Regions from separate parts of the Homo sapiens genome. Here all the other regions are linked to region 3. Evidence: chromatin loops called from intact Hi-C (ENCODE). Cell type or tissue: heart left ventricle. All regions are shown on one strand. Links, peaks and the distances in the headings refer to the core of each region. The heading gives the core; the rest is flanking DNA. Region 1 has its middle 54 kb from the start of UCHL5. Region 2 overlaps UCHL5 (ubiquitin C-terminal hydrolase L5). Region 3 holds the start of LOC107985241 (a long non-coding RNA gene).

Region 1 (11,896 bases), core at 3,941-8,940, 390 kb before region 3:
CTTTTCCCTTTGAATCAAACCATCTGTGTTCTGAGTACTCAGTGGGTGATCTGCAGACTAGCAGCAATGAGCATAACCTCAGAACTTGTTAGAAATGCAGAATCTGAAGTCCCACCCCAGAACATTGGAATCAGAATCTGCATTTTAAAAAGATGCCCAGTTGATTAAATTACATTTATGCACATTAAAATTTGACAGATAATCTCAGTTATTTTTATGCTTATGGAAATAATTATTGTCTCCATAATCAATAGGCATTGTGTTTTATTTTCTGAATTTAAAAAATTGGTTTTAGGACTTCTACAATTTCAGTAGCCAGATGTGAAAATGCAATCAATTAGAAAAAGTTATTAGGAATAAAATAGAAAACTATTCACAATGTGCCAAACATTGTCCTAAGTACTTTTTTTTTAGACAGAGTTTTCTATTGTTGCCCAGGCTGGAGTGCAATGGTGCCATCCCGGCTTACCACAACCTCTGCCTCCTGGGTTCAAGCGATTCTCCTGCCTCAGCCTCTCGAGTAGCTGGGATTACAGGCATGTGCCACCACACCTGGCTAATTTTGTATTTTTAGTAGAGACGGGGTTTCTCCATGCTGGTCAGGGTGGTCTCTAACTCCCAACCTCAGATGATCCTCCCACCTTGACCTCCCAGAGTGCTGGGATTACAGGCGTGAGCCACCATGCCTGGCGTCCTAAGTACTTTTTTGCACAGTAACTCCAGCCTTCACAGATATGAAATAAGTCACGTTATCCCCATTTTTCAGATGAGGGACACTAAAGCACAACAAAAGACAATGGGTACATTAGTTATGGTGTATTGGAATACTAGGCAGTCATTGAAAAGAATATGAATGTCTATGTATTAATATGGAAGGATGTCTGTGACTTATTTTTAAGGAAAATGAAAGTATAAGTAACTTGCCCAAGTTCATACAGCCAGTAAGTAGTAGATCTAGGATTCAAACTTGAACTCGTGCTTCTCTCTTTCACTTCCTCCCTCCCTCCATTCCTTCCTCCCCCCGCCACACTTCCATCCTTCATCCTTCCCTTCTTTCTTCTTCTTCCCCTTTTTTTTTTTTTTTTTTTTTTTTTTTGAGATAGAGTCTCGCTCTGTCACCCAGGCTGGAGTGCAGTGGCACAATCTTGGCTCACTGCAACCTCTGCCTCCCAGGTTCAAGTGATTCTCCTGCCTCAGCCTCCCGAGTAGCTGGGATTACAGGTGCGCACCTCCATGGCTAATTTTTGTATTTGTAGTAGAGACAGGGTTTCACCATGTTAGCTAGGCTGGTCTCAAACTCCTGGCCTCAAGTGATCCACCCGCCTTAGCCTCCCAAAGTGTTGTGATTACAGGTGTCAGCCATAGCACCCTGCTCTCCTTTCTTCTTTATGGTAATTTCTTGTGATGCTCAGCTGCACACATCCTTTATATACTTCCACGATTCTTCTCATAAAAATGATTCTTAGAGGTAAAATTTCATTATGGACAGAATTGTACAATGGAGGTGTTTATGTGAAAAAACTATCTCCGGATTTATTAGAAGCTTTGTAGGAGACATTGATGACCTTTGCTGAGTTATTAAGGAATGCCAAGAGTAAGTGGTAACTATGAGCTCTGAGATCCAGTGGCTCCCTGAGGGCTGGTAATTAGGATTTCGATTAGAGGCTAACAAGCGATCCAGGTTGGGCCTCCCAGGCTGTCTCCAAGTGAGGTTACCAAGGTCCAGGATCTGCCCTTTCAGCTTATGATTTGAGTATACTCATTGAAGGTGATAAGGACTTTGGGTAGTTAAGCCAACTTAATAAAACTTGCAGGAGACTAATGTACACCTGAAAAACAATCTATTAATTTACTTTACAATTATAACTGCCAGCAGACCAGACATTTCTGTCAGCTTATTGACACATTGTCTCCCTGGTAGATAAACTTACCAAGGAAACCGAATTAAGGCCAGAAGGTTAGTTGACTATAGAACTGGACCAAAGGAAATTATTTGTTGTTTAAAGATACTTGCTATGATAGCCTGTGACATGGTTTGCCGTGTTAGACACCAACCAAATCTGCCTGTAGATAGGTTGAAAGCTAGGCCGCTTGTGCCAAACAGCCAAATTTTGAATGTAAAGGAAAATATCTTGAAAGAAATTAAAAGTGCTACTCCAGTGGACACATGAATGATAAGAAAATGAAACAGTCCTATTACTGATATGGAGAAAATGTGAGTGGCCTGGATAGAGGATCAAGCTGGCCACAATACACACCTCCTTGATCAAATTGTTACTGCATGCTTCTACTGCTAGAGACACAATGACAAAATTTTAAACTTCATAATTATCACTTTTCTGGTTGACATTTCCCTGCTTCCTTTCTTGTGTCAACAAGTGTTTTCAAATGTGTTATAATTTAAGTTTAAATTTATTTGATTTGGCCAGGCGTGGTCATTCACGTCTGTAATCCCAGCACTTTGGGAGGCCGAGGCGGGTGGATCACTAGGTCAGGAGTTCAAGACCAGCCTGGCCAAGATGGTGAAACCCCGCCTCTACTAAAAATACAAAAATTAGCCAGGTGTGGTGGCATGTGCCTGTAGTCCAGCTACTCGGGAGGCTGAGGCAGAGAACTGCTTGAACCCAGGAGGCAGAGGTTGCAGTGACCCGAGATTGCACCACTGCACTCCAGCCTGTGCAACAGAGTGAGACTCTGTCTCAAAAAAAAAAAAAAATTATTTGATTTTAATTTTTTTCTAATCTGGCCTTTTAGTGACATCTGGAGAGACTGCTTAATCTAATTTTTCAGACTGTCTCTAGATGAGGGGACTATTTCCTATAATCTATGTAATATCAGTGTATGAGGAATCAGTATTTCTATTCTAATAATGCCAATATGACCTTTCCTAATATCTTATGCCTGAAATAGCCTATATCTAACTTACTTGTTTAGAATGCTCTGCACACTTGGTACAACGTGAAAAGTTTTTCTCTTAGGGCATACAGGATAGTTATTGGAGTGGCTGCATTGCTTATACAGTGAACACCTTGGGTGATGCAGTTACTCTTCAGATTTCAGGCAGAAATTTACTTGAATTAATGTTTGTAATAAAAAACAATGGTGTGCCAACTTAAGTAGCCTCATTACATCTTCCATGAGTAACTTGCTCACTCTAGCCTCTATGGCCATTCTAAGAACTGTACTTTCTTGCCAATTTTATTGAGGTTGGTAAACACAACTTCACAGATAAGACAGTGGACTTTGTGCATATTCTTTTATTCTAAAATTGTAACCCTATGTTGTAGTAAGTTGGAGAACAGACTACTGGATTTGGACTTAGGGGACCTGGGATTCTAGTCCTGCTAGTCTATTAACTATTGTGTGATCTTTGCTTATATCCTGTTATCTGCTGAAATGCACTTTGTCCTTTCCTTTGTTGTAATTTTCAAATAGCACTTATAGAGCAAACAGGTGGCTTTCACATCTGTTTATACAACTAAACCTTAAAACAAATATTGCTCTATTAAAACTTCATTGTATTAGACTTTCTCTCTCTCTCTCTCTCTCTCTCTCTCTCTCTCTCTCTCTCTCTCTCTGTCTCTTTTCTAGACCTCTCTTTTTCTGTTATGGTTGAATCCAAACATAAGAAATCAGACTTATAAAGCTTTTTTAAAGAACACATTTGAAGTTTAGGAAAAGTTTTGTCATATTTCCTTAGCTATTTTGACAACACTTTGGGAATCTATTTTCCCTCCAATAACAACTTCATAAGCTCATAAATGTAACTTATACTATTGTCTTGATGTGATCCTTTTTGCTAATTCTAACTTCCAAGATGATATAGAGTATAAGCTAGTGTAAACAATACTTATTCTGATGGAGCATCTGCATCTTGGTATCTAGTCATCTGTACACACAATCTTTATAGCTTCTTTCCAAATGTATTCACAGAAAGGAAAATCAACTCTTTTCTAGATATGTCTTTAAATAAATGTAGACAATTCTGGAGCCTAGTGATAGGATTACCATTTTAAAAGTTTCGAATTACATATTTTAGCATCAGTAAATATCAGGAGAGAAGAACTATTAGAAATACCACATGAATCCTTTTATTATAATAGATGAGGCAAGATTGAAGATAGGCTGAACATCTGCTTGTTCATTCATTAATTCATTCAATCAAAAAGTATACATTATCTACTCTGAGTCATGCTCAATGCTATGTATTTGGGTTACATGGGTGAAAAGACATATCTTGCTCTGTATCATGTTTTCTCAACTATTCTACAGCCTTGGGCTGGGTTTTAACCTGGGGATTATAACGTGCCCTGGGAATAACTTCCCTACACAATAGGTATTAGTAACTGTTACCAGTGTATTAGACAAAACAGTCTAAAATAGGACTAGTTTGTCCCCGTATGCTGTAATAATGTTCATCTATGAGCATACCTTGTTTTACTGTGCTTCACTTTATTGTACTTCATAGATACTGTGTTGTTCACAAACTGAAGATTTGTGGCAACCCTTCAATAGGCAAGTCTACAGGTGCCATTTTCCCAATAGCATGTGCTCACTTCATGTCCATATATCACATTTTGGTAATTCTTGTACTATTTCAAACTTTTTGCCAACTATATCTGTTATGGAGATCAGTAATCAGTGATCTTTGATGTTACTATTGTAATTGTTTTGGGGTGCCATGAACCATGCCCATGTAAGACAGCAAACTTTACTGTTGTGTGTATTTTGACTGCTCCACTGACACGTCTCTCTCCCTCTTCTTGGGTCTCTCTATTCCCTGAGACACAACAATATTGAAATTAGGCTAATTAATAACCATTGTACATTGTACACTTTAAACCAAAAGCAGAAATGATTAAGTTTAGTAACGAAGGCATGTCAAAAGCCAAGATAGGCTGAAAGCTAGGCCTCTTGTGCCAAACAGCCAAGTTCTGAATGCAAAGGAAAAGATCTTGAAAGAAATTAAAAGTGCTACTCCAATGGACACATGAATGATAAGAAAATGAAACAGTCCTATTACTGATATGGAGAAAATGTGAGTGGTCTGGATAGAAGATCAAACCGGCTACGGCATTCTTTTTTTTTTTTTTTTTTTTTTTAACTTTCAGTTTAGCTTCAGGGGTGCATGTGAAAGTTGGTTACACAGGTAAACTCGTGTCTCAGGGACTTGTTTTACAGATTATTTCATCATCCAGGGTTTAGCCCAGTACCCAATAGTTATATCTTCTGCTCTGCTTTCATCCTCCCACCCTTTACCCTCAAGCAGACCCCTGTGTTTGTTGTTTCCTCCTTTGTGTTCATAAGTTCTTACCATTTAGCTCCCACTTGTAAGTGAGAACATGCGGTATTTGGTTTTCTGTTTCTGCATTAGTTTGCAAAGGATAGTAGCCTCCAGCTTCATACATGTTCCTGCAAAAGACATGATCTCATTCTTTTTTATGGCTACATAGTATTCCATGGTATAGACGTACCACATTTTCTCTATCCAATCAGTCATCGATGGGCATTTAGGCCAGTTCTGTATCTTTACTATTGTGAATAGCACTGTAGTGATCCATTCATGTGCACGTGTCTTTATGATAGAATTATTTATATTTTGCTGGGTATTGCTGGGTCGAATGGTAGTTCTGCTTTTAGCTCTTTGAGCAAATGCTTTCCACAATGGTTGAACTAATTTACACTCTCACCAACAGTGTTTAAGTGTTCCCCTTTTGCTGCAACCTCACCAGCATCTGTTACTTTTTGACTATTTAATAATAGCCATTCTGACTAGCATGAGATGGTATGTCATTGTGATTTTGATTTGCATTTCTCTAATGATCAATGATATTGAGCTTTGTTTCATACTTTTGTTAGCCTCACGTATCTCTTCTTTTGAGAAGTGTCCGTTCATGCCCTTTACCCACTTTTTAATGGGATTGTCTGTTTTTCTCTTGTAAGTTTGTTTAAGTTCCTTATAGATGCTGGATATTAGACTTTTGTCTGATGCATAGTTTGAAAATATTTTCTCCCATTCTGTAGGTTGTCTGTCTACTCTGTTGATAGTTTCTTTTGCTGTGCAGAAGCTCTTGTTTAATTAGATCCCATTTGTGAATTTTTGCTTTAGTTGTGATTGCTTTTGGCATCATTGTCATGAAGTCTTTGCCAGTTCCTATGTCCAGTTGGTATTGCCTAGGTTGTCTTCTAGGGTTTTCTAGAGTTTTGGGTTCTTTCATTTAAGTCTTCAATCCATCTTGAGTTGAATTTTGTATATGGTGTAAGGAAGGGGTCCAGCTTTAATTTTCTGCATGTGGCTAGCCAGATCTTTCACCTTCATAGTTAGCTGTATTCCTAGGTATTTTCTTCTTCTTGTGGCACTTGTGAATGTTATTGCTTTTCTGATTTGGATCTTGGTTTGCCTGTTGTTGGTGTATAGGAATGCTAGTGATTTTTGTACATTGATTTGTATCCTGAAACTTTGCTCAAGTTGTTTGTCAGCTGAAGGAATTTTTGGGCTGAGACTATGGGGTTTTCAAGATATAGAATCATGTCACCTACAAACAGAAATAGTTTTGACTTCCTCGTCCTGTTTTGATGTGCTTTCTTTCTTTCTCTTGCCTGATTGCTCTGGCTAGGACTTCCAATACTATGTTGAGTAGAAATGGTGAAGAGGGAGTGCTTGTCTTGTATTGGTTTTCAAGGGGAATATTTCTGGCTTTTGCCCATTTAATACAATGTTAGCTGTGGGTTTGTTATAGATAGCTTACTATTTTAGATATGTTCCTTCAATATCTAGTTTATTGAGAGTTAACATGAAGGGGTGTTGAATTTTAATGAAAGCCTTTTATGCATCTATTGAGATAATCACATGGTTTTTGTCTTTAGTTCTGTTTATGTGATGAATCACACTTATTTGATTTGGTATGTTGAACCAACCTTGCATCCTAGGGATAAAGCCTGCTAGATAGCAGTGGATAAGCTTTTTGATGTGCTGCTGGATTTGGTTTGTCAATATTTTATTGAGGATTTTTGCATCAATATTCATCAAGGGTATTGGCTTGGAGTTTTCTTTTTTTTTTTCGTATCTCTGCCAGGTTTTGGTTTCAGGATGATGCTGGCCTCATAGAATGAGTCAGGGAGGAGTCCCTCCTTTTCAATTATTTGGAATAGTTTCAGTAAGAATAGTACTATTTCTTCTTTGTACCTCTGGCAGAATTCAGAAAACAGCCTTATATTGGAAAAAGATGCCATCTAGGACTTTCATAGCTAGAGAGGAGAAGTCAATGCCTGGCTTCAAAGCTTCAAAGGACAGACTATTTTTCTTGTTAAGGGTGAATGCAACTGGTGACTGTAAGTTGAAGCCAATGCTCATTTACCATTCTGAAAAATCCTAGGGTTCTTAAGAATTATGTTACATCTAATATGCCTGTGCTCTAGAAATGGAAGAAAACAGAACACATTTGTCTACAGCATGGTTTATTGAATATCTTAAGCCCACTTTTGGGCTACTGCTCAGAAAAAAGAAAAATTCCTTTCAAAATATTCCTGCTCATTGACAATGCACTTGGTCACCCAAGAGTTCTCATGGAGATGTATGAGGATATTAATTTTTTTTCATGCCTACTAACACAGCTAATTCTGTAGCCAATGGATGAAGGAATAATTTCAACTTTCAAGTCTTACAATTTAAGAAATAAATTTTATAAAGTTATAGCTGCCATAGAAAGAGATTTCTTTGATGGACCTGGGCAAATTAAATCAAAATCCTCAAGGGAAGGATTTACCATTATATTTGCCATTAAGAACATCCATGATTCATTGGAGAAGGCCAAAATGTCAACATTAACAGGAGTGTGGAAGAAGTTGATTCCAACCCTCATGGATAACATTGAAGGATTCAAGACTTCTGAGTTGGAAGTAACTGCAGATGTGGAAGAAATAGCAAGAAAGCTAGAATTAAAAGTGGATCCTGAAGATGTGAGTGACTTACTGCACACTTATGATAAAACTTGAATGGATGAGGAGTTGCATCTTATGGATGAGCAGAGAAAGCAGTTTATTGAGATAGAATCTATTCCTGGTAAAGAGGCTGTGAACATTGTTGAAATGACAAGAAATTATTTAGAATATTACATAAACTTAGTTGATAAAGTAGAAGTAGGGTTTAGGAGGACTACAGTTTTGAAAGAAGTTCTACTGTGGATAAAATACTAGCAAACAGCATTGCATGCTACAGAGAAATCTTTTGTGAAAGGAAGAGTCAATTGATGTGACAAACTTAACTGTTGTCTTATTTTAAGAAATTACCAGACCACTACTACCTTCATCGATCTTCACACTGATTAGTCAGCAGCCATCAACATCCATGCAAAACCTTCCACCAGCAAAAAGATTCTGACTCACTGAAGGCTCAGATGATTGCTAACGCTTTTTTAAGCAATAAAGTGTTTGTTAATTAAGGTATGTGAATTTTTTAGATATAATTCTATTGCACACTTAATAGACTGCAGTATAGTGTAAACATAACTTTTGTATGCTCTGGAAAGCCAAAAAAATTTATGTGATTCCCCTTATTCTGATATTTGCTTTACTGTGGTAGTCTGCAACTGAACTTGTGATATCTCTGAGGTATGCCTGTAGTTTGAACATAAGTTTATGAAGATCAACTTCCACTTGAGACTCCAACTTACTATTAGATGTTGTGAACACAATATAAAAATTTCTGTTCATGGCCCGGCACGGTGTCTCACACCTGTAATCCCAGCACTTTGGGAGGCCGAGGCGGGCAGATCATGAGGTCAAGAGATGGAGACCATCCTGGCCAACATGGTGAAACTCTGTCTCTACTAAAAATATAAAAATTAGCTGGGTGTGGTGGCATGTACCTGTAGTCCCAGCTACTCAGGAGGCTGAGGCAAGAGAATCGCTTGTGCCCGAGAGGCGGAGGTTGCGGAGCCGATATTGTGCCACTTCACTCCAGCCTGGCGGCAGAGCGAGACTCCGCCTCAAAAAAAAAATTCTGTTTATGTTTTTTTTTTTTTTCAGATTCAGTAACAGCTTATTTCTGGGGAAAAGATAAGGGAAGAAAAAAAGAACAAAGGTATTAACTGGATTTCAGTTTAGGTTCAACTTTTTAAAAAATAGATTTGGGAATACAAGTGGGGTTTTGTTACATGGATATTTTGCTTAGTGGTAAAATCTGGTCTTTTGGTGTAACCATCACCTGAATAGTGTACATTGTCCCCCGAAAGTAATTTCTCATCCCTCCCACTTTCCTGTTCTCCAGTGTCTATTATTCTACAGTCTAGGTCCATGTATACACATTATTTAGCTCTCGCTTATAATTCAGAACATGTGGTATTTTACTTTCTGTTTCTGAGTTATTTCACTTAAGATAATAGCCTCCAGTTTCATCCATGTTGCTGCAAAAGGCATCATTTCATTCTGTTTTATGGCTAAGCAGTATTCCATGGTGTATATATGGCACATTTTCTTTAACCAGTCATCTCCATTGATGGACACTTAAGGTAGTTCCATATCTTCGCTATTTTGAACAGTGCTGCAATAAACATACAAATGCAGATAACTTTTGGATGTAATGATTTCTTTTGTGTAGATACCCAGTAGCGGTATTGCTGGATTGAATGGTAGTTCTATTTTTAGTTCTTTGAGAAATATCCATACTGTTTTTCGTAGAGGTTGTACTAAGTTACATTTCCACCAACAGTATGTAAGTGTTCCCTTTTCTCTGCATCCTCACCAACATCTGTTATTTTTTGAATTTTTAGTTATAACCATCTCGACTAGTGTGAGATGGTATCTCATCGTGGTTTTAATTTGCATTTCTCTGATGATTAGTGATGTGCATCTTTTCATATGCTTGTTGGACATTTGCATGTCTTCCTTTGGAAAATGTCAGTTCGTATTATTTGCCCAGTTTTTAATGGGGAGATTTTATTTGCTTTTTTTTTTTTTTTTTTTTTTTTTGTAGACAGAGTTTCACTCTTGTTGCCCAAGCTGGAGTGCAATGGCGAGATCTGGGTTCACTGCAACTTCCGCCTCCCGGGTTCAAGCGATTCTCCTGCCTCAGCCTCCTGAGTAGCTGGGATTACAGTTGCGTGCCACAACGCCTGGCTAATTTTTTGTATTTTTAGTAGAAACGGGGTTTCACCATTTTAGTCGTAATGGTCTCGAACTCCCGACCTCAGGTGATCTGCCTGCCTCAGCCTCCCAAAGTGCTGGGATTACAGGCGTGAGCCACCGTGCCCAGCTATTTGCTTTTTTTGTTGTTCTTGTTTGAGTTCCCTGTAGCTTCTGGATATTAGTCCTTTGTTGGCTGTATCGTTTACAAATATTTTCTCACATCCCATAGGTTGCGTGTTCTCTCTGTTCATAATTTTCTTTTTTCTTTCTTTCTTTTTTTTTTTTTTGCTGTGCAGCAGCTTTTTAGTTTAATTAAGTCCCTTTTGTCTATTTTTGTTTTTGTTACATTTACCTAAGCCAATGTCCAAAGGAAGTTTTCTAGGGTTTCTTCTAGAATTTTTATAGTTTCAGGTAATATATTTAAGTCTTTACTCCATCTTAATTTTTGTATATAGTGAGAGATAGGGATCTAGTTTCATTGTTTCGCAGATGGCTATCCAGTTTTCTCAGAACTATTTATTGAATTAGGGTATCCCTCCTTCAGTTTAAGTTTCTGTTGATTTTGTTGAAGATCAGTTGTGTGTAGGTATGTGACTTTATTTATGGGTTCTCTATTCTGTTGTATTGATCTATGTGTCTATTTTTATATCAATAACATGCTTTTTTTGGTTACTGCAGCCTTGTAGTATAATTTGAAGTCAAGTACTATGATGCCTCCAACTTTGTTCTTTTTGCTTAAGAGTGCTTTGGCTATTTGGGCTCTTTTTTGAAATGAACTTTAGGATTGTTTTTTCTAACCGTGAATAAGGACATTGGTATTTTGATAGGAATTACAATGAAGCTATAAATTCGATGTTTTATAGTTCTTGTGTACATCTTCCACCTCTTTAGTTAAATGGATTTTTTGTAGTAGTTGTTGTAAATGGAATTTAGTTACTGATTTGTTTCTTAGTTTGATCATTATTGTTGTATAGAAATGCTACCTATTTTTCTATGTTGATTTTTTTATCCTGAAACTTCTGGATTCATTTATCAAATCTAGGAATCTTTTGGAAGAGTCTTTAGGGTTTTCTAGGCTCAAGACTATATTGTCAGCAAACAGAAATAATTCAACTTCTTTTCCAATTTGGATGTCTTTTATTTATTTCTCTTGTCTGATTGCTCTGGCCAGAACTTCCAGTACTATGTTGAATAGAAGTGGTGAAAGTGGGCATCTTTGTCTCATGCCAGTGCTTAGGAGGAATGCTTTTAGCTTTTCCCCATTCAGTATGATGTTGACTGTGTGTATGTCATAGATGGCTCTTATTATTATTATTAATTTATTTTACTTTAAGTTCCAGGATGCAAGTGCAGAACGTGTAGGTTTGTTACATAGGTATATGTGTGCTATGGTGGTTTGCTGTACCTATCAGCCCATCATCTAGGTTTTAAGCCCTGCATGCATAGCTATTTGTCTGAGTGCTCTCCCTCCCCTTGCCCCCCAACCCTCTACTGGCACCAGTGTGTGTTGTTCCCCTCCCTACGTCCATGTGTCCTCATTGTTCAACTCCCACTTATGAGTGAGAACATGTGGTGTTTGGTTTTCTGTTCCTGTGTTCGTTTGCTAAGGATGATGGTTTCCAGTTTCATCCATGTCCCTGTAAGGGACATGATCTCATTCCTTTATATGGCTGCATAGTATTCCATGGCGTATATGTATATGTATATGTATATGTACCACATTTTCTTTATCCAGTTTATCATTGATGGGATTTGATTGGTTCCACATCTT
Region 2 (5,000 bases), core at 1-5,000, 410 kb before region 3:
TTTAATTTAATTAATTAACTGAAGGAACTCTAGTTAAAGGAGAAGTCAGAGAAGCTCAAATTTATATGAAGTTTAAATGAATTTATAAGAGATGGAAACTTTCTATGGAAGGGCAATCAATTATACTTCTACCAGGCAGAATATATAATAGGTCAGTGGCAGTAAAAGCCTAGAATCACATAACTTGAGAGGATGTTATCTAGACAGTGCATAGTTTTCCACTGAAGTAGAAATTTTTTCCTGCAGTGTACCCCCTTTCGATAAAAAATAATCTGAAGGAAAGATTGTGCTTGATCACAAAATAAAGCTGGTCTCATTAGACTTTGCCTGATTATTTGCACAGGTGAAGTAGCAAATGTTAATTTAGCTTGTAGATGTTTAGTTGTTTTTATAAATGACATTTTCATAAGTAATGTTAGATTGGACTTTTAAAGGCCTCTATTATTTGCTAAGTCAGGGGCAGGAGGCCCTTGCCCAAGAAACTCCCTCCACATGTTTTATTGTGTTAATTTTTATTCTCAGTGGGAATGGAATCTCATTATTTCTAAAATCATTTTCTTATGAGAATGGATATACCATTTCTATTTTGAGTTGGATGCAAAGAATAAAATATCAAAATTAGCAGAAATGTAGTTAGTGTGGATTGATGTTTTATTTTCAGATTGAGAATATCAGAAGGAAGCATAATTATCTGCCTTTCATTATGGAATTGTTAAAGACTTTAGCAGAACACCAGCAGTTAATACCACTAGTAGAAAAGGTAAGTATTTTATTGGTAGATACTTAAATTAAGTTTAGAGTCTCCAAAAACATAAAATGTATTTTTTATTTTTTGCTTGAATAGAGGTAAAATTTTTGGAAGCTTGTACGTTTTTATTCTTTTGCTTTTGCCTCTTGTTTTCTACTCTGTAAGAATTAGTTCAATTGAGACTGTAAAACAAAAATAAAGAATTACCCCACTGCTTTAGGCTTCCAGATTCTTAGTGTCAAGACCTCAGGTTATGCTGTATTAAAATAAAATTTAAAACACTTCCTTTAAGCAAAAGTAGATTTTTAATGCTGATAATTGAAATAATATTTTCCTATTTAGCAAAAATTTGAGTTGATATAACAGAATTTAAAAGTAGAATGGACATTGTTGGGTTTAAAAAAAAAATAGCCTGTACTACGAAATAGGTTTTCTTATTTCTAATTTAGTATCCATTCCACTGAGGGAAAACTAGCATAAGTTAGTGAAGAATTCTGATTTCTATGATTTTTTTCATAAGTAACAATAAAATATTTGTTGAATAAGTAAAATGCAGTTAAATTGTTTTTAAGTTCATACTGTAAATCAGTGTTTCTGAAAGTGAACATCAGTGGATACTCTTTAAAATACATGTTACCTGGCCCCTCCCCAGATATTCTGATATAGGGGAAGGATTCTTTAATAAGTTCCCCAAGTGATTCTAATGCAACTGGTCTGTGTACCACAGTTTGAGAAACACTTTGAGAAGACACTACTAGGCAAATAAAATTTTGGACCATTAACTTAAAGACGAGAATACATGGTAGGTATATTTTCCTTATTAATTTTAAAGTTTACAAAGCAAAGATTGATTTCAACCAAGCTGTTTCATGTTATACATTCTAAATAATATGAGATGTGAGCTAATAAGTTTTTTGTGTATATTACCTTATTGATTGAAACATGTGACCCAACTTTTAGCATTAAATGTAAAAATTATTGCAGAAGACTGCTAAATCTTCTCTTTTCCATTATAGGTTTTTCTGTTCATGCATCTCAGGGTGTATTCTAAGATGGGAAACTGTTTTTAAAGTTTTAGATTAATACAGGGTCCTGTGGTTCTCAAAATTGCTTGGTTAACAAGAATACCTAGATATGATGTTATTAATCATATCAAATGTTTTTCTGTTAAAAATATTAAAATAACTATAAAATGTGCTAAATATGTGATACATCAGATTTTAAGTTAGATAAATGTTACTAGGGACTAGGACCCTTAGATAAATATTAAATGTATAAATTTTGCATTAAAATTGATCTGTGAACAGAATTTTTTGTGTGTGCAAATTAGTAAGTAAAAGAACCACTGTTGTTTGATTTTTAATTACACTATATCCCCAGATTTTTTTGAGAGCATAGTTAGAGAACAACAGCTTGTCAGCTTAACATTAGAATAATTATTCCTTAGTTCACATTTTTTGGACACAAGGTGGCAGCATATAAATACCTGATGTTAGTGGAACACCAACTCTGTTGTGTTTGCCTTCATTTTCTTAAGGAAAGTAGTTATTGACCTTCTAGTTGCTTATTTCTCTAAGCTGTTCTTTTATTAATATTCCAGAAGCAATATTGAGATAGATTTATTTCTTATATACATGCAATAACTATTATTCTCCTAGGTTCTGAAGGAGCTTAGACTCATTTAATTGGAATTGTTGAAATGTTTTAAATTATTCATCAAACATTTATCTAGCTGCGAGGATATTCCAGGCACTCTGTTAAGGTCTAGGGATGTATACATAACTGAGACATATTATTTTCTCTTAAGCAACTCATGGTACAATTTGGGAAAGGAATAAATGAACAATTATGGTATTGTGCTAAATAGTATTATTTTGATAAATGCCAGGATAAAGTCAGGCTAAAGATCCCCAGCAAGCACAGGGTAGCTCCTAAATAGCTTTATAGCCACTTAAAATTTCACATCCATAAAGTTTTAAATATGTGGTGGGAATTAAGTGCTTAATCTGTAGCACTATATCCGTTTCCTTTGCAAGAATATATTTTTGTTCATCTTATTTTGGAAAAAAAAGATACCATATTAAAATATCATTTTCTGCAGATAAATGCAAATTTAAAAAATAAAGCGTGTTGAAAAACTGTTAGAATAAAGATTAGATTTTATAATTATATAAAATCTTTACCAGTGATAGTTAATTACTTAATGGTAATACTTCTAAGAAAAATTACCTATAGAATTCAGAAATAGATAAGTTGGAATAGTGGATCTTACTGTGTTTTGTTTTCAGGGAAAATAGGATAAAAGAACAAGGTGTGAGAAGGAATAGAAGGAAACAAACAGGAAAGATATGGCTGCACCATGCAGTGCTACTATATGCTGAGATTCTACAGGATGAGATTTTTGAATAGCTGAGGCAGTTGCCTATAATCTGTGATGACATAAAAGTATTTGACCTAAAATCTTTTTATTTGCAAAATAATAAATAAAAAGTGATTCTCCCTCGGCATGGCTATAATGAACTTGGTTAGAACCTATAAATGTTTTTGTTATGTGAGACTTTTTAACCGATGAATTCGTTGAATACACACCACATTTAAAAACTGCCTAGGAGGTAATCCAAAAATATATAGTTATAAAACTTCTTGTATTATGTACCAAATCTCTTTCTTAAAATATAAAATAAAATTATCTAGTTTAAGATTACATTTGTGAGACTTCTATTTATTCAGGTATATTTATGATTAACAAATTTTTGTCTACACATTTGTATGTAATTATGAATCATTGTCTATCTTAAATTTTTAACTACCAATAACTTAACGTGATGTAAAATCATAAATTCCATTGCTATGGGGAAATCCAAACAACTTCACAATATTGAATTTTGTCCACATTTTACTATGACTTTGTGATTCAATTGGTAATAAGTAAGCTTCAGATCTTTTTCTATTTCTTAATAGAAATAAGGTAGAAGAATAGTTAAGGCTAATCACAACAATATCTACATTAGTATCTATTAATGCAGAATTATCTGATTTGAGTCAGTACTTTTTAATATCATTGGTACACTGTATAGAAGGAAAGTATTTTTAACAGTATATATTTTTCCATGTTATTTATATGATTTTATTTTTATTTTTTAACAAAAACAGACCAAAATACAGGCTTTGAATTTAAATCTTATATATATGTTACTTATTAGCTGGAGCTTTTAGGCACTATTTACTTTCTTATAACCTCTTTCTCATCTGTAAACTGGGAATCATACCTACTTCACATTCTTGATGATTAAATGAGATCATATCTGTAAAGTGTATAAATTAGTGCTCAATTAATTGTGATAATTATTTTTAATTTTAATAAATGTATAGACACTCTGCCTTATATGTGTTTGCTCATTTAATTATGTTGTAAAGTTTATATCAGAAACCAGTAAATTTATTTCTTGTTAATCCTTCTCAATATTCTATTAAGTATACTCAGATCAATAAGGAAAGAAGCACATACTTTTATTTTAAATTATGCCTAAAACCAAATTATATTTATTATTTGAGGACAGAAAACTTTGTATGAGATGCGATACACATATCAAATTACAAATTATGCTTGTTAACTAAAAACGTTGATGTTGGCAATTAACTTTATTATTTTTAATATGACACACAGACTATTTGCTCTTATTCATTCTAAGGCACAGCACTGTTTTATCATACTGTTAAATAATAATTATACTACCTAATACATTACAAAAAGAGATTGTAATTGTTTTAATTGCTGTATTTTTTATTTAAGGACGTTTTAAAAAAAGTTGTATAATGTAGAAGTCTAATTCATTGACTCTTCTGAAGTGGCACAGTGGAAAAATATTGCATTGTAGTACTCTAAAATCTTGCTTTTAGAAATGTCTTCTGAACACCAGCAGAACTGGCATCATCTGAGAGTTTGTTAGAAATACAGAACCTCAGGCATTTTACTAAATCAGTCTGCATTTTAACAGGGTCTCTAAGTCATTGGTATATACATTGAGAAGCAATGCTATAAAGCATATGTCTTTGATCTGTATTGAGGACTTACTGTATACTAGCTGTGGGACTTTGGTCAAGCTTGATAACATCTATAAGCTCTGGCTTTTTCATTTGCTAAAGAATAAAACAAGTACTGTGTTCAAGCTATATAATTGTAATGAAGATCTATTGAACTAGTATGTAAAAACATTTTTTTTTAGGTCATATAAATAAAGTTTGTTGACAC
Region 3 (11,896 bases), core at 3,224-8,223:
AGAAACAAGAAAATAATGGAAAATTTTATTCAAATATTAAGAGAAAAAACTACACATTCTGTATATATTTAAAGTTCTATACGTACTATTTGATTCTCAATGAAAGATTCAAATGCATATACTAAAGAAAGAAAAAAATTAGAGCTACAGGGAGATTGAGATGCAAAAAAGAAATGGTGAACAGAGAAAATGGTACACGTGGAGTTTTACATACACAACTATTGTTTGTATGAACAATAATAATAATTTCAGTGATATGAAAAAAGTGGAACTAAAATGCTGCCAACAATAATGAGAAGGTTAAGAGGGGCTTCATGAGAGTTAAACTGTCCTGGCATCCTTGTAGTGGGAATAAAGTAGGTATTATAAAAATAAACTTTATACTTTGCTATGTGTATATTCATGCCATAGTTTTGTGGGTTTTAAGGGTAAGGAAATCCCGCCACTCAATAACACAAAAGCCCAATTAAAAAGAATTGTATAGACATATTTTCAAAGAAGACATAAAAACATGTAACAGATATATGAAAAGCTACTCAGTGTCACTAATCATCAGGGAAATGCAAGTCAAAACCACAATGAAATGTCATCTCACACCTGTTAAGAGGCTACTGTCAAAGAACCAAAGACTAGTATTGGTGAGGATGTAGAACAATCAGAACCCTTGTACACTCTTGATGGGAATGCCAAATGTTGTAGCAACTATGGAAAACAGTAAGGAGTTTCCTCAAAAAATTAAAAAAAACTACCATGAGATCTAGCAAATTTGGTATTTAACCAAAAAAATTGAAATCAGGATTTTAAAGAGATATTAGCATTTCCATGTTCATTTCAGCATTATTCACAATAGCCTATATATAAAAATAACCTAAAGAGCTGAGAAAATGGATAAAGCAAATGTGGTATATACATACAATGGAATGTTATTTAGCCTTAAAAAAGAAGGAAATCCTGCAATATGCAACAAAATGGATGAATCTTAAGGAAATTATGTTAAGGGGAGTAAGCCAGTCACAGGACAAACACTGCATGATTCCACTTCTATGAGAAATAATCTATCTAAAAGAGTCAAACTTCTAAAGGCAGAGAATGGTGTGATGGTTTTCAGAGAGTGAGAGAAGTAAGAAATGGGGAGTTGCTAATCAATGGATACAAAGTTTCGGTTATGCAAGATGAAGAAATTCAGAGATCTGCTATACAACATTGTGCCTATAGCTAACAGTACACTGTATTGTATTGTACTGTACACTTAAAAATCTGTTAAGAGGGTGGATTTCATGTTAAGTGTTTACACCACAATAAAATGTAAAAAATAGAATTTAATCTTCAAAAGATGTCTTAAAAATTCCTCATGCGTTTAGAAACTAAAACAAAATAAAACAAAAACACACTCTAAATAATGAATGGATCAAACAGGGAATCAAAATAGGAACTGGAAAATGTGAATAAAAGATAATAAACATGTCGTGTATCAGAATTTGTGGGAGAATGCTTAAGTGATTTTTTTTTTTTTTAAAGAGACAGGCTGCAGCATAGTGGTGTTATCATAGATCACTGTAACCTTGAACTCCTGGGCTCAAGCAATCCTCCCACCTCAGGCTCCAGAGTAGCTAGGGCATGTACCACATGACTTTTTTTTTTTTTTTTTTTTTTTGACGGAGTCTCGCTCTGTCGCCCAGGCTGGAGTGCAGTGGCCCGATCTCGGCTCACTGCAAGCTCCGCCTCCCGGGTTCACGCCATTCTCCTGCCTCAGCCTCCCAACTAGCTGGGACTACAGGCGCCTGCCACCACACCCTGCTAATTTTTTGTATTTTTAATAGAGACAGGGTTTCACCGTGTTAGCCAGGATGGTCTCAATCTCCTGACTTCGTGATCCACCTGCCTTGGCCTCCCAGTGCTGGGATTACAGGTGTGAGCCACCGGGCCCGGCCCGCCATGACTATTTTTTTTTTTTAAAGTTTTGTACAGATATCGTCTGGCTATGTTGCCCAGGCTGGTCTCGTCCTCCTGGCCTCAAGCAATCCCCCCAGCTTGGCCTCCTAAAGTGCTAGGATTACAGGCATTAATGACTGTGCCAGGCCTAAAATGATTTTTTTAAGGATAATTTATATGACATTAAATGCTTGTATTTTAAAAAGAAAGAAAACTGCAAAATAATGAGCTATGTGATCAACAAAGAAGATAGGAAAACAGTACCAAAAAAACATATAAATCAGAGGGAAAGGAATAGTACACAGGTAAAAGCACAAATTAATGAAATAAAAACAACTGTCATAATTTAATAGAAAAGGAATACAAAAAGGGTTAAGAAACAAATTTGTTTCTACGTAAAAATAAGGAAGTCTTTCTGACAAAAGTGATATAGTAGAAATAGAGAGATGACCTTTAACAATATTAGGGATAAGAAAAGGTCATGGCTACAGATCTACAGTTCTAATAGATATGAAACAGAATCACAGGAGAATACTATGACCAAAAAATAAATGGTCATATTTCTACAAAAATGTCACTTAGCTGACAAAAAATAATTAGAAAATCTGAATAGATCTTTAACTATTATGGGAATTAAATGAAAATTTGAATATTTTCATCTCCTAGTGCATCAGCACACCTCCTCCTATGCCCCTATCTTCATCCACACTCACAAAACCACAAATCCAGCTCCAGCTAATTTTAGAGGAACCTTAATCAACTATGCAAAGGACAGGAAATCCAAATATGACATAAACTTTCCAAAGAATAGAAAATGAGTGTATCTCTAAACACATTTTATGAAACTAGTAAAACCTCTATATCAAAACCGAAGAAAGACAACATGAGAAAGGAAAATTATAGGCTCATCTTTAATATGCAAAAGAATACATTAGAACTAAATTGGGCTTGTTTTAGAATGCAAAGAAGTTTTACTATTATAAAATATTTTAGTGTATTTCATCGCATTAATAGATGAAAGTCATGTGATTATCCCAATAAGTGCAGAAAAAGTATTTGATAAATATGCAATACTGATTTACAATAAAGAAGACTAGGAATAAAGGAGAAATCCCTGAATCCTGTGAAGAGTTTCTACCAAAAACTTACAGCAAATGTCATATTAAGAATAAAACCTTTGAAGTACTGTCCTATTACTGTCATTGTTTCTATTAAATGTTTGCTGGAGGCCACACCTAGTGCAAAGTGCAAACAAGTATAACTATTAGCAGTGAAGAGACAAAATTATTATTGTCATAGGGAAGGCCTATCAGCTTACTAAGAAAATCTAAAAAGAACATATAGGCAAATTACTTGACACTAAAGAAAGTTTAATTACGCTGTTGAAATACAAGATTAACACGTAAAAATAATCTGCTTTTCTTTATATAGCATAAGCAAAGATAAAATATAGCTTAAACCATAGCATTTAAAATTGTGATAAAATTATATGGAACCTAGGAATAAATTTAACAAGAGATGTGCAAGAGTTTCTAGAGAAAACTTAGTAGTTTCATGAAACAGAGAACCTAAATAAATAAGGAGCTATATTATGTTCATGGAGGAAAATATTATAAATATAACTCTGTCTTCATTAACCTATACATTCAATGTAATTCCAAGCAAAATTACAGTAGAGCAATTTCCTTTGACTTTGACAAGTTCTTGCTATAATTCATACCTCAAAAAAGAGTAAAAAATAATTAAGACATTTTCCAAAATGGTGGAGAGAACCGATATCCAGGTTTACTCTAAAATTGTAGAAATTAAAATGGTATAATATCTGTGCAAGTAAAGACAAATAGAAAAATGTACAGCACAGAACAGCCCTACTCATATGGAAAAATAAAATACTACAGAGGTGAAAATCAGAGCACAATATGGATTATTCAATAGATTGATGCTGGGATGACCGATTATCTATATAGAAAAAAAAGCCCATGACCTCAGATACCAGCCTTACATTATACCCAAAACAATGGGTTAAAGGCAAAAATATTAAAGATTTAATTAAAAAATTAGTACAGAACCTGTTATGACCCTGAGCTACAGAAAGATTTCTTAAAGAAAAACTAAGGTATAAAACTTAAAGAAAAAGATTGGTAAATTTTACTACATTGAAATTAACAACTTCTGTACAAACAAATTGCAGAAGAATATTTACTTATATAAACATTTATATAATGTTTTAAAACATGTAAACCCGTACATGTATTGCTCCTGGTTATATGTAATAAAAATATAAAGACATGCAGGTGGATTATAAACTCTAAATATAGATAGTGATTTCTGATAGAGATGGAGGCAGGGGATAGGTATATGGGGTCTTAATTGTCTGTGCAGTATTCCATTTTTACTAAATAAAATATGACAAAATGTTAAGATTACAAAAATAAGTGATAGATCCATGGGTGTTTTACATATTGACTTACAATTTTTTCTATGCTTGAAATATTTAATAATCCACTTTTTTTAAAAAAAGAAAAAAATGAAAACTGAAATATAAGAAGAGAAAGATGGCAAGACAAAGATGGTAAGAATTTACGTGTGTGTGTGTGTGTGTGTGTGTGTGTGTGTGTGTGTGTGTGTTGGGGGTGCCTAGTGCGGAGAGGGAGGGATAACTATAAAATGAGTTCAAACGTTCAAACTATCAGGACTAGAGCTCTTCAGATGTAGACAGTGGAAGTCTGTGAGAAGACTTAATAGAATTATGCAAAATTATAAATTTCTAGAATAAAGTGAAAAATATATGCTTATTAAATATTAAGGAAAGATGCTAGTGGTTCCTTTTTCATTTTAGTGAAGCAACTTGAGGAAGCATTCAAAATTAATATCATTTTGTTCAATAGCTAATGAAATTACCAAACATTTCAAGATTGGGACTATAAATGAATTAAATATTAAGTACATATTATGAATTTATGATCTAAAAGAAAATATATGTGTCAGAAAAGCTGATATATATTAAACCTTGAATTCAGAATGGAGCATTTCATATTCTGTTGTGTTAGGAACAGGTGCCTAGATGAGGAAGGCCATGTGACTGACAGCAATTTGTAGAGTCTCACATAAGAAATTGCTCAAAAGGCCTGTAAATTCTGACCTTCTCATGTTACTAATTATAGAATTGAGGCACAGAGAGATTGCACAATTTGCTCAAGGACACAACTAATTTGAGGCACAATCAGGACTATAAATCTATGATTTCCATCCCAGGAATTTCACGTTAAGTGATTCTGCCTTACATTTTTATAAATTTAGAGGGTTAACTGATTACAATGCCTACATTCACTTTGAACTTGCATAATGTTATTTTCTTCCTTTTTAACTATGATTGATAGCTAATATATTATCTGACGATGTAAGTACAATTTTTAAAAAGTGGTCTTTCTTAATTACAGTTAACTTTTTTCAGAGTTTCTTTGTGACAGGAAAGAGAAATTTGATATATTTATTTTACTTTAAAAATGTGCCAAAATCCACAAAAGGAAACATTATCACTGTATTTATTTTAAAAAAATTAAAAATCATTTATATTGGTCAAATTGGGGATTTCAAAATATGCCCATTAGCCACTAGGTGTCATCATAGGCCATTGTAATTAAAAGCCAGTATGTAATTTCCTTGAAAAGTTAATAGCAAAATTTTTGCCGAAATATTGACCCTTTTATAGATCTAGATACATAACTCTATATTAATATATTTAATAAATATACTAGGGATAAAAAATATATTTAAATAAATATAAATCAAATGTTTTTATATTTGTATTGAATATAGTAATATTCTATATTTAAGCACTAGGTGGAAAGATTAATCAGAAATAGATTTCACATAGTTATTATCATAGCCCATGAATAAGAACTTATGATTATAGTACTGACGATTTTAGTGACGTAAACACTATGTTTAATCAATGTTAACTAAAATGACAACATTTGTCTTACCTTGGGATTCCACTTGCATGTTGCTTTGTCACGAAAGAGAAGGTTGCGGGTAGACACAAGATCAGCCGCTATTGGTTCTGTTTCAGGGTGGTGGAGGAACATCAGAGGCAATAGTTCTGCAGGCTTGAAGGACATTATTGGGCCTGGCTGACTGGAAGCAAATCAGGCATCTATTTACCCCTGTATGCCACTTTGTGATACTATGCTTCCAACTTATACAAAGGTTTGTTTTCTTCAAGTAAGATGTGAACTTGCTGGTTCTTGGCTGAACATGAAGGTGTTAGTTTTTAGAATGGATCTGTCATATTCCCCATGGACTTTGAGTATTTAGTCACTTGTTTCAGAAAAGGAAACAAGGACAGAAAAAGAGGTTTTGGGTTCTCTTCATCTCTACCATGGCATTTTTTGGTTCCTGTTTGTCATTCAATTTTATTTCTCAGTACCGAAACTTCTTGAAGAATCCCCTACCTTATAATATGGAGCCCATCTCCCATTACATAAATAAAAAATTACAAATGTTTCAGCCTTTCTTTTAGCTATGACATGGGCACATGCCATAGTACCTGCCAATCAGATGTGTCTGTGGCAGGATGTGAATCGAAAGTTAGTTACATGAAAAAGAGGAACTGCAGAATGCTGCCGGCGAGAGTGGTGAGGAGGTGACAGCTACAACCCACGTCAGTGCTGTGGGATCCAGTAGCAGCAGATGGTGCTTGGTGTCTGGGGTTTTGGCTCTGAAAGCAGCAGTGTGTGTGCCCAGCGGTGGTGGTGATGCCAATTTGTGGGACAGTTTCGCAGCAGGATTTGGGAGGAGGTTTCCAACTTCTGGGCCTCCTAGAGATGATGAGAACTATCCAATAGTCTTCTAATACATAAATTCCTTTCATGCTTAATTACATTTTTGTCTTGCATTATTTTTGCTGTAATAGTAAAGAATTCCTAACTTATATACTTCCCATTTCCAAAGCAGAAAAACACGATGCCTACATTGTGATAAAATAAGGCCTATCATTCTTTCTTACTTTCCAAATTATCCATAAATTTCCCTCTTTTCTGCCAATGATGAGCTGGATAAAATGGTGGTGGCAGTTGTGGTGGAGGCGGAGGTGGTGGTGGTGGTGGTGTGTGCAATGTATGGTTTATGAGAGTGTGTAAATTTGACAACAGGGAAGATTTCTGCCATTAGGGAGATGTCAAAGACCCAGGTGCTGCCCTTGATATTTATTTTGGGTTTGTTTAAGTGTCATGTCTTTTCTTCATCCCTTAGAGCAGCATACACAAGTTATAGCACCAGTAGCCAGGGAATGTCACAAGTTTTATGTAGAACAGTGGATGAACATAAATAAGGGCTCTGAGTACTTGCCCATCAGCAGTAATAGGTTGCAAATGCCAGCAGATCTGTTGGAGACCTACTCTGTACATTAAAAGCACCTGAACCTCAGACCTTGAATTCAAATATCTCATTATATGTATATTTTTACTATGATGTAGATACCCATTGTCTTATTGTTGGAAATGGGCTGGTTTTTTTTTTTTTTTAGAGCATTTTGGTTAGGAGCATTGGGACCTGATAGAAATGAGTTAAATTCCAGTGTTGGCATTTAGTTGCTGGGTGACTTCCAGCATGAGTTACTTAAACTTATGTAAAAATGAATTTTTAATTACACAAATAAAACACAAAACTATTTTCTTTATGAAATGTAAACAATTGCAGATAAGTCTAAATAAAGCTTGTGACACTTCTTTAGCACCCCAGTGCCTGACGTTCCCCAGAGGCAAACACTATCTCCCTTTTCCTCATCTGTAAAATAACTATAATGATACCTATAATACCTACTTGACAGGCTTGTGGTACGGCTCCCTGACTCAGCAAACCAAATTAGAATGCCTTCCCTGATCTTCCAGACGAGCTCAGATAGCCTTGCTTTATGATCCCATGACAGACACTCTGTACTTCTTGATAGCAAATTTACAACGGTTATTTATGTTTTTAATTACAGTAGAGTATTATTTACCTAGCACATTCAGGATTTGGTGTATACATGATTGATGATATATCCAGAGTTTAGATAACCTTAATCCCAAAGCACAGAAGAATAGGGAATAAAAAGGATGTTTTGGCCTGCAATATATGTATTCCATGCCAAATGTATGTTTGTGTGAGTGTGTGTGTGTGTGTGTGTGTGTGTGTGTATACATATATATATTTGCATTATTGTTGCCCTCAACAGTTGAGGAAATATGAATATCAATTCAATAACCTATGTATCTAAAAAATTAAAATTTCTCATCTCCTCTTACTTAATTTCAAAACCTGGTTGTTCTGGGGTTTCCATATAACTGTGGTATTAAGGCAGGAAGAGATCACCTGGTTGCCATCCTCTGTTTATGCTGGAGTCCCTCCACACCACCTTCTTGTTCTGTTGGTTGAGCTACTTTGATGGCCTTGTCATCTCTGATCCTGTAGAGTCTTCAGTTGCTGGCCCAGTTGGGTCATTGCTGAATGCTCCTTGTCTCTGACGAAAACCCCTTTGAGTCCAGTCCTCTAGCAATTTCCATGCTCTTCCATGGCTCGAGCAGTGGAGCCTTCTACAGCTTCCCAAGTCCAGCTGTCTAGAGACCCCATGTAGTTCTTCTTTCTCTGCTATGCCTGCATTGTGATGGGGTGGAGAATCTCTGCCAAATATGCTGCTTTTTCAGCTCTACCCAGAACTTTCTTATTTATTTATTTATTTTGAGGCAGGATCTCTCTTTGTCACCCAGGCTGGAGTGCAGTGGCACGATCTTGTCTCATTACAGCCTTGACCTCCTGGGCTCAAGCAATCCTCCCCCTTCAGCCTCCCAGAGAGCTGGAACTACAGGTGTGCGCCACCATACCTGGATAATTTTTTGTGTTTTTTGTAGAGACAGAGTTTTGCCATGTTGCCAAGTACCCAGCACTTTCTGTCAGCACCTGGATTCTTAGAACTACCTGGCTGTTTTGTAATATTCCTCCCCTGGGATAAATCCCATTTGGCAGGTTGGGCAATTTGTACTTGTTTTCCATTCTCCTTGAAATGCTCTTCTCATAAAAACACAAAGCTCACCTCTCCAGTTCCTTCAGGTTCCAGCATTGTCTCATCACAGGGACTTTCCCTGAACACACTTATGTAAACCTTCTCCATGTCCATATTCTCTATGCCTTTAACCCCTATTATTTTTATTTTAGTATTTATTGCTGATTGATTTCTATTTCTTTTTTCCTCACTTTCTCTCTATTTTTATTATTATCACTATTATTATCTGTTTCCCCAAGATAATACAAATAATTAAGTTGCAGAAGTTGATAGGATTTGAATGTAGCTCTGTTTGTCTTCAAGTAGATGCTCTATCTGGGACAATACACTGCATGTGTTAAACCCTTTGAATACTCTAAAACACTGTCAAAAACTCATAAACCCACAATAGTAATGACTTTTTAACCAATACAACTGACCAAATATTCATGAGTCTTTGTCACATTTTCTTCATTAATACAGTAAGTAACTAAAGTGGCAAAGTACATGCATCCATTAGAGACACAGTCTAGGTAGGAATTCCAGTATGAAAAATACTGGCCTCCCTGCTTGAGACTGAGTCTAGGGTAGGCAGAATGCCCACCACCCAGATAGACAAGCAATACAGAGATCTCCACTAAGAGGTTTCTGGTCCATGCCGTTTTGCAGCTCCTTCCTTCCTTCCTTCCTTCCCTCCTTCCTTCCTTCCCTCCTTCCTTCCTTCCCTCCTTCCCTCCTTCCTTCCCTCCTTCCCTCCTTCCTTCCTTCCCTCCTTCCCTCCTTCCTTCCTTCCCCCTTCCTTCCTTCCTTCCCTTCTTCCTTCCTCCCTCCTTCTTTTTTCTTTCTTTCTTTCTTTCTCTCTCTCTCTTTCTTTCTCTCTTTCCTTCCTACTTTCCTTTCTTCCTTCCTTCATTCCTCCCTCCCTCCCTCCCTCTTCTTTCTTTCTCTCTATTTCCTTCCTTCCTTCCCTCCCTCTTTCTTTCTTTCTTTCTTTCTTTCTTTCTTTCTTTCTTTCTTTCTGTCTGTCTGTCTGTCTGTCTGTCTGTCTTTCTTTCTTTCTGTCTTTCTTTCTTTCTCTCTTTCCCCCTCCCTCCTCCTCCCTCCCTCTCTCCTCTCTCTTTCTCTCATTCTCTTTCTCCCCCTCCCTCCCTTCCTCCTTCCATCTGTCTCTCTTTCTTTCTGTATTTCATGTAAGACAGGATTTTCTATATTGCTCAGGCTAGTCTCAAACTTCTGGCCTCAAGTAGTCCTTCTGCCTCAGCATCCTGAGTAGCTGGGATTATAGGCATGCACTGCCATGCCCAGCTATGAATTCCAATAGTAGTATTCAATACTATTGTTTAGTTTTTAGTGTTTTTATTTAAAAATTCAATTAAAGTTGAAAATAATAGCAATGAATTTTCATTCCATAAACTTTCTTTGGAAACACTTTTATTAGATTAATGTTAGGCCAAGAACAGCTGGCTACCCAATTTTTATAACAAAACTTTATAGACTTAAGGAAACAGTGGTCTATGCCTGTCTTGATGTTGTAAGGTGACCTGAGTGTTTTCAAGATTACCAAAGTATTATAGAAATGCATGTTAAAATGATAAAGAGAAAAACAACAACACACACACACAAAAAAAAAACACATTGCAATCAAGCACGTCACACACGTCTAGATAAAAATGATGACTCTTTGTGTGGAGTTAGATGTCATTAAAAGCATAGACCATGATTTAAAATAGTTGCTGTGGTCAGACATGTGATACCACAAAGCGGAAGAAGTCTAATCTTGAGCCACATGTATTTTTTAAAAAATATGCCAGTGCCCATTTATTTATAGAAACAAGCTTGGCCATTCATTAGTAACCAAGGCAGGAAGAAGTCATCTGATATTCATGCACAAATTTAGCTATTTCCATTTGAATGAATATAATCTTGAAAGATTTAGTTTTTAAAGGTTCTATTTATTCATAATAATTAAATTTTATGTAAAACATTACTTGTAAAGCATTTTGATATAAGTTTTTTAACACAATTTTTATAATATGATCTTGAGGAAGACAGGGCATTTATTATAGTTATCTGTATAAGTAAATACAGATAAACTAACTAACTAAATAAATAAACTAAATAAATAAAGTAAATAAACTAAAGAAGTTAAATGACTTGTCCTAGGTCACCTATTTTTTTCTTGGTGGAGCCCAGATTCAATTTAGTCCTCTACTCACAAAGACTATAGACTTGGAATAAAGTTAGAAACCATCAAAAAGCATTATCCAGGTCCATTTCTTTGCATACAATCTATACATTATTGAAATGAAATTTATCTCAAGAATCTATTGTCAGCATGATTTGGTATTTCCTGGAATTTTACAATTATAAAACTAGATAGATTCTAGAGATCTAGTCTGGCTATCTCCTTTTATTTTGTATTGTAAACATAGTTCCTTTCTGTTAATCCATCAAAAATTTTTTAATAGTTTATATTTTTAATAAAAAATACTAAATATAGTTCGTTGCAGGTTTGGGCATACGATGCTAAATACTTTTATACTTTTAAAAATGTACAAGAAATTGACAACATCATATATTAGAACAAGCATTGTAACCTCTTGAGAGAGAATATAGCCTAAAGCAGTTCATCCAAAACCTCCCTACATTATATGATTGACATTTGACTCTTTCCAATATGTCTTTAGGTCTTCTTAGCATAGATTCCCTAGAAATACCTCAATAGCAGAATAAAATTTATGTTGGAAGATGATTGAAAGCTTGTGACTAAATTGTTCTACATGGTTGGCATCATGTAAGTGCTCTATCTATCTGTGTATCTATCTCTATCTATTTGGGGTTAAATTTATAGTCCAATACTTTGTAATTTATTTTATAAAAGTCTCACATAACTTTCCTATTTTGAAGTCTCCTGAGTATTAAAATATAATTAATATTTGAATC

What was found. A loop is a pair of places that touch in the nucleus more often than their neighbours do. Peaks named below come from ENCODE experiments on the same cell type or tissue, not always from the same donor. Only the 100,000 strongest peaks of a DNase experiment are listed, where the experiment ranks them.
Region 1: it touches region 3 in a loop (2.9-fold over the local background); 24 of 110 quality-filtered maps call a loop at or near these places.
Region 2: it touches region 3 in a loop (4-fold over the local background); 38 of 110 quality-filtered maps call a loop at or near these places.

What each region holds. Positions count from the first base shown.
Region 1 is chr1:192,999,531-193,011,426 of GRCh38, reverse strand. No RefSeq gene overlaps it. Among named protein-coding and RNA genes, the nearest start is that of UCHL5, 54 kb to the left of the region's middle. RefSeq lists a silencer at 606-771. In heart left ventricle, for the core only: no CTCF peak of the experiment used is centred there; no DNase peak of the experiment used is centred there.
Region 2 is chr1:193,016,857-193,021,856 of GRCh38, reverse strand. UCHL5 (ubiquitin C-terminal hydrolase L5) reads left to right here. Exons shown (of 11, transcript NM_001199261.3): 10 at 662-760. Among named protein-coding and RNA genes, the nearest start is that of UCHL5, 40 kb to the left of the region's middle. In heart left ventricle, for the core only: a CTCF peak has its summit at 2,214 (motif pointing right); no DNase peak of the experiment used is centred there.
Region 3 is chr1:192,603,959-192,615,854 of GRCh38, reverse strand. The region is part of intron 2 of LOC105371664 (a long non-coding RNA gene); the gene reads left to right. It overlaps LOC107985241 (a long non-coding RNA gene), which reads right to left and starts at 6,500. Exons shown (of 2, transcript XR_001738348.2): 1 at 5,919-6,500. In heart left ventricle, for the core only: a CTCF peak has its summit at 5,548 (motif pointing right); a DNase peak (open chromatin) is centred at 6,574.